Regions from separate parts of the Homo sapiens genome. Here region 1 is linked to region 2. A link is a contact called in ENCODE Hi-C or POLR2A ChIA-PET data. All regions are on one chromosome and are shown on one strand. Each heading gives the region's core, a stretch centred on a gene start or an enhancer-like site at or near the end of the contact. The rest is flanking DNA. Distances are from core to core; before and after follow the strand shown. Region 1 overlaps PLEKHA7 (pleckstrin homology domain containing A7). Region 2 overlaps PLEKHA7 (pleckstrin homology domain containing A7).

Evidence for each region. Hi-C counts contacts between places; a loop is a spot of excess contacts on that map. ChIA-PET counts read pairs that join two places held with the same protein, here RNA polymerase II (POLR2A). Pooled maps may share reads with other maps.
Region 1: a loop to region 2 is called in a map of Calu3, with 1.8 times the contacts of the local background. The contact joins two enhancer-like sites. A Hi-C loop is called at or near these places in 7 of 168 maps with a recorded cell type or tissue (Caco-2, Calu3, GM12878 and 4 more), 9 of 37 single-sample maps with no recorded cell type and 11 of 50 pooled maps. POLR2A ChIA-PET finds 5 or more read pairs at or near these places in 5 of 52 experiments (Caco-2, HEK293, OCI-LY7 and 2 more).

Annotation. Positions count from the first base shown.
Region 1 is chr11:16,984,228-16,988,423 of GRCh38, forward strand. The region is part of intron 3 of PLEKHA7 (pleckstrin homology domain containing A7); the gene reads right to left. Among named protein-coding and RNA genes, the nearest start is that of PLEKHA7, 28 kb to the right of the region's middle. RefSeq lists an enhancer at 2,228-2,677. Within about 2 kb of position 2,409, at least 17 of the 41 ENCODE cell types and tissues checked have a DNase peak (open chromatin) inside an H3K27ac peak, as active enhancers do.
Region 2 is chr11:16,933,259-16,937,860 of GRCh38, forward strand. The region is part of intron 3 of PLEKHA7 (pleckstrin homology domain containing A7); the gene reads right to left. Among named protein-coding and RNA genes, the nearest start is that of SNORD147, 9.5 kb to the left of the region's middle. RefSeq lists an enhancer at 2,580-3,091. Within about 2 kb of position 2,778, at least 3 of the 41 ENCODE cell types and tissues checked have a DNase peak (open chromatin) inside an H3K27ac peak, as active enhancers do.

The sequences.
Region 1 (4,196 bases), core at 1,159-3,658, 51 kb after region 2:
GACTTTTCTTTAGAATAAGTATATTTTAGAATATTATCCTAAATAATTAAAATATTTAGAATAAGTACTTAGAATAATTAGAATATTTAGAATAAATATTTAGAATAATTATCCTTATTCTAAAGCAAAAGTCAGATCATGCCACTCCTCTGTTCAAAGCCTTCCATTGTTCAAAGCCGTCCAGTGAATTCTCTGCTGACTCAGGGTGAAAGCTCAAGTCAAGGGCCTGCACCTCTCCAGTCTCAACTCCTACTCCCTGAGCTCCATCCACTCTGGCCTCCTTGCTGTTTCCTCGTCATGGCATGTCCTGCCCCTACATGGCTTGATCAGATCTCTACCCAAATGTCATCTCCACAAAGAGGCCTCTTCTGACCATTCCACTCTCACACCCAGGCCTCCTGTCTCCTTTTCCTGCTCATTTTTCTCCATAGCACTTACCATCCTCTGATACTATATATTTTAACCATTTCGTTTGCTCTCTTTCTCTCCTGCTAATACGTAAGCTCCATGAGGGCAGAGACCTTTATTGATTTTGTTCACTATCCCATCCCAGCATTTAGAACAATGCCTGGCTCCAAGTAGGCACTCAATAAATATTCATTTAATAAAGGAATGAATGACCCTACAAGGTAGATGTTCTTACTAGCTACTGACTATAGATGTGGAAACTGAAGCTCAGAAAAGTTGACTCACTTGTCCAAGGTCACACAGCTGGCAAGCAACAGAAGTGGGATTAAAATTGAGGCCTGACAGCCCCCTTAACTCTGTGATGGCATCTTCTTTCATCAAAAGGAAGGATCCGGATATCCTATACCATAAGTGTCTTGGGTGCCAGCGGGCTGGGCACCTCCTCACCCTGTCTGCATGTTCTTCTTCCTCAAGGAAGGAAGCCTTCAGAAGCCCTTGAGGCAGATGCCTCTGCCTCATTCATCTAAGAATGCCCAGCACCTGGCCCAGGGTTGGCATGCAGGTGCCCACTACACGTTTATGAATAAACCAACCCACTCCTAGGCACCTAGTTGTGTCCTTACATTTTGATTTCTTTACACATTGCTTTGTGAATTGCTGTTCATTTTACTGAATGTGAGGACAGGCAGAAATTCCAAGTACACTTGCTTCTCAACCTTTTGGCTAATATCAAGTATAGAAATTCCAGATACACAAAACTGAACTAGAATGGACCCTGCCTTGAAGAAATTTACAACAATGTGAGAGAGATGTAGACACAAAAAGGTGTAACATGAAGCAGGACAGTCACGTGAGCAGCAAATGCAGTGCCAAGAGTGCAAGGGGCAAGAGAGCTCTTGGGGTGGGGGTGGGGACAGCCACACACAACAGCTAGACAGCCTAAGAGGGGCAGGGAAGGCGGAACCACTTATCCATCCGTTCATTCCGCATTAACATTTTAAGTTTTCTTGCTTGAAGAAACACTGTGCTTGTTACTTAATACTGTGCTGAGTGCTGGGGACAGATATGTGAATCAATCAAACATAAAGATAATTCACAGGCTAATGAGGGAGAGACAGAGAGACATTACACAGACTAAGGTGATATGTGGCAAGAGAGGATGCTAGCATGCAAGCTCCATGCCCACAGGCACCCTCCTTTTGTTCACTACTGTACTCCTCAGTACAACACTGTCAGGCTCAGAAAAGCTTCTCAGTACATAACAAATGAATGAAAGCACTGCTAACTAAATGAATGAAAGCACAAATGGAGGGATATCACAAACCCTTGATGGCGGGTGGCCACAGATGGCTTCCCAGGTAATGCCTGAGTCTTAAAGGATGCATAGGAATTACCTGGATGGAAGGGGGCATTCCTACAAAAGCAAAGACAAAGAAGCAAGAGAGTGCTACAGCTTATGATGTTGTGGAGTGTGTTCAGGCCAGAGGGGAATGGTGTGCTTTAACAGGACACAGACACAGGAAGAGAAGCCCAAGTCAGGACACCTCTGAAGGCCCTCATCAGGAAGCATATCAGGATGAGGTATTTGGGCCCCTGTAGGGAGAACAGGATGGAGGCAAGAAAACCAGTCGGAACCATCTGCACCGCTGCAGATATGAGTTGGTGACAGTGGGGTCTTTAGGAGGCACCAGAGAAAGGACTAATCACAAGAATCTGTTACAAATCACAGGTGCAAGACCCCATGGAGAAGGGAGGCATCGAATGAGCCCAGACACATTTTGAGTACATAAGAAAAGTGCAGCCCCACCAGAGCCCTCCTGGGAATGCTGCAAAGCTGCTGGGGAGATGCCAGCAGAACCATGTCACACCTTGCCCACAGTCACCAAAGTGGGGACCCTACTGACTGGCTGGAGGCAAGGAGGAAGTCAGGGGAGAGAAACCATAAAAATTGCTCACTATTTATTTCACTTTCACTTTGAGCACACAAGTGGGGAGAAGACGCCCTGGCCCAGGAGTAGAGAAACCTGGCTGGAGTCCCAGCTGTCACCAACAACCTGAGTAACCTTGGGCAGGTGACTTCACCGCTGGGGCTCAGCTTCCCCATCTATAAACCAGAGCTTCCACCATGAGCCCCACCTCTACCAACATCCTGGAAAGGCCCCAATCAGATAAGTATCAGCTCTGCATAGCTTTATGTAGCACCTACTATATGATCTTCCTTGTACCAGGAAGGGAGGCAGGAAAGGGGCAGGCCGAGCCCCTGCCCAGAGAAGGTTTTAACAAGGTGGTCCAAGCAGGTACTGCAGAACACCGGCAAGGGCATTTCCAGCCACATTCTCCAGCCAGTCTTACTGCCCAGCCCAACCCAGCCCAGGGAAGGCGGAGAGGAAGCAGTGAGCTGTTTTACAATCCATCAAATTAATTGCCCCAAATGGGAAATTTGCAGGCCTCCTACAGCCTCCTGTGTATTCCATAATCTCCCATGGCCCTAATCTGCTGAGAAAGAATGTGTGGGCTGTAATCTTTTCAGCCCACTGTTCACAGGGGCAATGCCTTGGAAAAACCTCAGTCCCCACCAGTGATCACTCCCTCCCAACCAAAAGCCTCCCCGACCTCCCATCCCCCACACCCCCCACTGACCTGGTGGCCAGCCAAGGCCTGGCTCCGCCCCCCAGAAGCCAGCTAGGCCAACCTTGGCCTTGACTTTGACCTCGGAAAGGAGACCTGCCCAACCAGCTCCTTTGGTAAATACAACTTTTGCTCCCTCCTTTTCCTCCTTAAGACAGAACAGCCTGGCAGGAGGCAGAACCAGGAGAAATGGCTTCCGAGTAGAGACGCACCCTTGAGGCGTGGTGAAAACAGCCCCAGGTGAGGTGCTGGGCATTGGTTCTAACCTTTGCTTACCCTATCCCTGCTAGGAAACCCACTTCCCATCTCTGGACCTCATCTTCATTTGAGAAATGAAGGGAATGTAAAACAGCCTCCCAGGAACTCCTTACCCCACCCCTTTAAACAAGTTGCTTCTTTGCTTCTGCTGTAACCTTTGCCTGCTCCTTTTCCTGCATAATGAAGCCTCTGTCTAGGCCCAACTCAAATGTCACTTTCCCCACGAAGGCTTCCTGGATCCCTCCCTTCTCAACACCTGTCCCAAACTCTTTCTGCCTCCTACACTCAACTAGCCTTGAGGGCAGAGGATTCTTTTACTCATTGCTACTGTCAGGAAACTCATTTGATAACATATTTCAGAGAGCTCTGGACAAACCTAGGGCCAAAACCTATTTCATTCTCTAAAATACCTGGCATGGCACAGATCCTGGGTCACCACCACTGGGTGAAGTTTTCTCAGACAGTGTGTGGAAGGCCAGGCTCCCTGAAGTTGACTGCACCTGTTAATAACCAGTGTCTGTACCCTCTCTCCTTAACAAAGTGCTTTCCTACTCACTACCTCACCTACAGGGGAAGGACTGATGTGATCCCCTTTCACAGAGAAGGCAAATGTCTTGCCCCAGGTCAGGCAGCTGTAAGGGGCTAAGCCAGGATCCAAACCCAGGTCTCCTAATTCTGGTTCTAACTTTGTGTTCCTCCCACCGTACCTGAGGGAACATGCAAAGCTGAGCCTATTGAGAAGATCTGGGCTTGGAGAGAGATGCAATCTAAACCTCTCCTTAGGGCTGCCCTGGGAGCCACATCCAGAGCAGCCAAGGGACAGTCAGGAACTCTGGGCAGAGGAATGGCAGAAGGCATTTACTCCATACTCTCCACTGCCTTCCTGCCTTCCTTCCTTCTTT
Region 2 (4,602 bases), core at 1,528-4,027:
CAGGTAACTTGCCTATCACAGTAAGTGGAGGATCCAGTATGCAAAGCCAGTCTGACTACAGTTCCATGCCAATGCCTCTGAAAAGAAGTGGGGAAAAGCAGGGAGATGAGCTAAAGAGACTGCTGCAGCAGTACAGGCAGGAGAGGACAGTGGCTGGCCAAAATGGCAACAGTGAAACTCCTGGGAGGGATTCAGCTTTGCCAAGTGTGTTAGTGGTAGTGCCAACAGGACTCACTGATGGGATTTATGACTGGAGAGAAGGAAAGAGAAAAACAAGACTTCCAGCGTTTTGGTTTGAGCAACTGAGTGGATGCCAGCACTGTTTCCTGAAATGAATAAGCCTGGGAGAAGTACAAGTCAAAGGGGAGGAGAGGTGTTAAAATTGATCAAGAACTCTATTTTGGACATGTTAGTTTGACATGTTGATTAAACGTCCAAGAGGAAAAGTCACAAAGCCAGTGAGCTATGGTGGTCTCCATTCAGGGAGGGGGCAGAAGATGTAATCAGTGGCATCTCATGGTCTTGTGAATCCTTCCTGGGTATAGGGAGAAAGTGGCTCTCCCAGCTAGAGACCTTCAGTGGCTTGTAACAAGCAAGAGCAGAGCCAAATCGCAGCACAAGATTGTAACTTGTTCAAGGCTGAGAGCACGCTGCCCAGGCAACCCTCTGTGATCCAGCAAAGTCTGCCTCCCAGCCCCATCCTCTGCATCAGCTTCCTGGGAGCCTATCTGAGCAGCATTCTTTCAGGATGACCTCCAGCAAACCAGGCCTCCAGAAAGCAACAGGAAGCCCTCTGGTCCTGGAGGAGAGGCTGGAGACAGGAGACGTGGAAGAAAGATAAGTTATCGTGCCTCCTGCCGGCTTGGGAGAAGAGGACTTCACCGTCCCCTTCCACTTCAACACTCCCTTTTTTGGTCCTCCTATCACTGCAGCCCATCAGGGTATGAGGTCCTGGAACCACTTATAAGGGCCTGAGTGCCATGATAATGAAAGGGTTTCCAAAATAAGCTTCCCAAATGCCCTGCTGGCACTCAGGCTACAGCATTTCCAGAAAAATGCCAACCTCGCTTGATAAAATACTTTTAGAATTGACACCTCCTTGGCTCAGATGAAGTGGGTGTGTGCTGGGGGTCAGGTAGAGGTTTGGAGGGGAAAAAAAAAGCAATTTTCAAAGTTCAGCTGAAATGTCAGGAACATGAAGCAGCCCATGTTTACACAGAGCTTTCCAAAACCCAGAGTAGCTTCCAAGTCGCTTTTTAAAAAATGGCTACATCAACTTGTCCAATGAACTGGCTTTTTACCTAAACAGAAACAGTACCAGGCTATTGCCATTCTCCTTGTCTCCTTAGGCTTAATCTCCTAATATAATTTATATTCCTATTGATCCTGATTGTTTTATTTTGTTATCCATATTTCACCCTTTTCCCATAAGTTACCTCAAATCCACTGTGGAACAGGATAAGCAATAAATGAATACTCAGTGTATGGTCTTCATATTCCTGGATATTAAATGTTCAGATTCATGTAATTAATAAAGGTTGTTTACTGTGGATATTAATTAGAGGTTAAGGGGAGGAAATATCCTAATTAATATGTAAAATACTTTGAAATTTTTATCTCTTACAGTAAAAAAAAGAGTCTGGTTATAATTAGCACCTGTATTTTTCATACTTTTCTGTCCCTAATTGCCTAAACAATAATTTCTGGGGAAAGTAGGTGAAATCTTAATGTACTACATGTGAATGGGCGATTTTCTGGCTCTTACCATTCAAACTAGGAACAAGACGCCAGTTCAGTAACTGTGTTACTTCTTCCAAATAAGACTTGTCAAAGCTACTGTGGGGAAATTGGGAAAAAGAACCTAAATCTATCCACAAATAAATATCGAATGTGAGGCTGGGCATGGTGGCTCACGCCTGTAATCCCAGCACTTTGGGAGGACAAGGCAGGCAGATCAACTGAGGTCAGAAGTTCAAGCCCAGCCTAGCCAATATGGTGACACCCCGTCTCCACAAAAATACAACATTAGCTGGGCATGGTGGCATATGCCTGTAATCCCAGCTACTCGGGAGGTTGAGGCAGAAGAATCGCTTGAACCCGTTGCAGTGAGCCAAGATCGTGCCATTGCACTCCAGCCTGGGTGACAGAGTGAGACTCCGTCTCAAAAAAAAGATTAAATGTGTCGGTCCTTTTCTAGTGTGGGGAGGGGTAAAGGCATGTCAGTGCCCACTGCTATTCTCTGGTGTCCTTTTAAAGGTAGAAACATGCTTTAAAATATGAAATAGCCAGCAGTCTGGAAACACAACTTTGGAGACATAAAAGTTATTAGGTTTTCCAAATCACTGATATGAGCCAAAATCCTTACTGAGACTAGGGGGCCAAAGATAGAACTGAAAGCCTTGTGACATTTGCAAACACCACCCTAAGTGCCTTCTTCAGGGATACTCTCTCTACATAATCCTGAATGTTGCAATTATTCAGATCCCCATGTGCAAGCAGCACATGTTTTTGAGGCTCATTCTCAAGGGACCAAAGAAAAAGTGGTATTTTTGTCTAGCATTTTTTTTATCACCAGAATTCACTATAACCAGTATCTTGGCACTCCAAGAGCACACAGTGATGACAGATGCTTATAATGTTCACCCTGAAGACTTGCAACCTTGTGGAAGAACAGACGGATCAAATTATGCCTTGTTGCAGTTTGAAATGTGTTTTACTGCCTTCTAATATTTTGAAGACTGACAATCTATGCAGCACACGGTAGGTGGCAACACTGAGCCAGGAGAACATCCCATTTGCCAACCTTGCTGAATAGAGAAAGTTTAATATGATAATGAACCCCTTTTGAAAAATCAGGTCTCTGCAGGGCACAGTGGCTCATGCCTGTAATCCCAGCACCTTGGGAGGCCGAGGTGGGCGGATCACAGGGTCAGGAGTTCAAGACCAGCCTGGCCAACATAGTGAAACCCTGTCTCTACTAAAAAATACAAAAAATGAGCCAGGCGTGGTGGCAGGTGCCTGTAATCCCAGCTACTCGGGAGGCTGAGGCAGGAGAATTGCTTGAACCCGGGAGGCGGAGGTTGCAGGGAGCCGAGCTTATGCTATTGTACTCCAGCCTGGGAAATAGCGTGAGACTCTGTCTCAAAAAAAAAAAAAAAAAAAAAAAAATCAGGTCTCTATTAGAATAATGACAACAGGGACAAAGCAATTAAAAACACATGCCTAACAAATTTGGAATCAAAAGCACCATCAAATGTACTTCCTGGCATGTTGTCATTTCCCACCTCCACTCTCCCAATCATTGGGCAAATCCAATTATATTCCTGGAGACACCCGAATCATGCCTCTTCTCTCCCTTTCTCTCCAGTGGCTTTTATGAAAATAATATTCAACTTTAATGCATCTGCACTTCAGGAGACAGTGTGACAAGAACAATAAACACATTCACCATGTGCAGAAACCAGGGAAAATGAGTTCTGAGACTATCTTTGCCAACCCCAGGTGTGGGCTTTCTTTTCCCTAAACTCAGGCGATATTGGAATGTAGCAGCTGTCAGAAAGCAGCAATGGCCTGTGCCAGAAATACCTTTGCTGAGCTGCTCTAATTGCCAAGAGATAAGAACCCATAACTCACACAGACACTTGTAGCTCTGGCTCAGAAACAGCAGGCAGAAAGGAAAGAGCATGCCTTCCAGCAATGTGACCTTGGGCAAGCTGTTTCCCTCCCCCTGAGCCTCAGTCTCCCTCATCTTTGAGGACTACCAGCAACATGTATCAAGTACCAATTACAGGATTGGATTTATAGCAGGTTAATAACCTGGAGTCGTTGTTATTAACAATCTCCAAATTGTTAATAACCGTGGAGTAAAATGAGCTTGGAGATGGCCACCAAGCTCTCTGGACAAGAGACAGTTTGCACGCTTGAAAGGGCCTTGATTTCCTGGGAAGACACTACAAGAATCAGTCACATAAAATCCCTGAATGCTTTGGCCTTATTCATTTGTTCTAACAAATATTTATTGAGGGTATACCATGTGCCAAGATTGTGCTGGGCACTGAGGACAATATGGCCCAAGTCTCATGAGGTATATAGTCTAGTAGAGAACACAAGCTTTCAAAATAATCATCTAAGCACATGAGAATGTACATCTATGATAAACACTACAGAAGAGAGGTATACGACCATCTGTATCATAGCCACCTAAATTGAGAAATTGGCCCAGTCTGAGGAGCCATATAATGAGGAGTGAATAAGACAAAGAAGAAAGTTGAAGAGGACCTTGTTTATAAGAAATTTAACTTAAAGAAACAAACTAGGAAGCACTTAGCTATCCCTTAACTAGGATGTTTTTCTTTTCTTTTTTTTTTTAGATGGAGTTTCACTTTTGTTGCCCAAGCTGGGGTGCAATGGCGCCATCTCAGCTCACTGCAGCCTCCACCTCCCAGGTTCAAGCGAGTCTCCTGCCTCAGCCTCCTGAGTAGCTGGGATTACAGGCATGCACCACCATGCCTGGCTAATTTTGTATTTTTAGTAGAGATGGTGTTTCTCCATGTTGGTCAGGCTGGTCTTGAACTCCCGACCTCAGGTGATCCACCCGCCTCG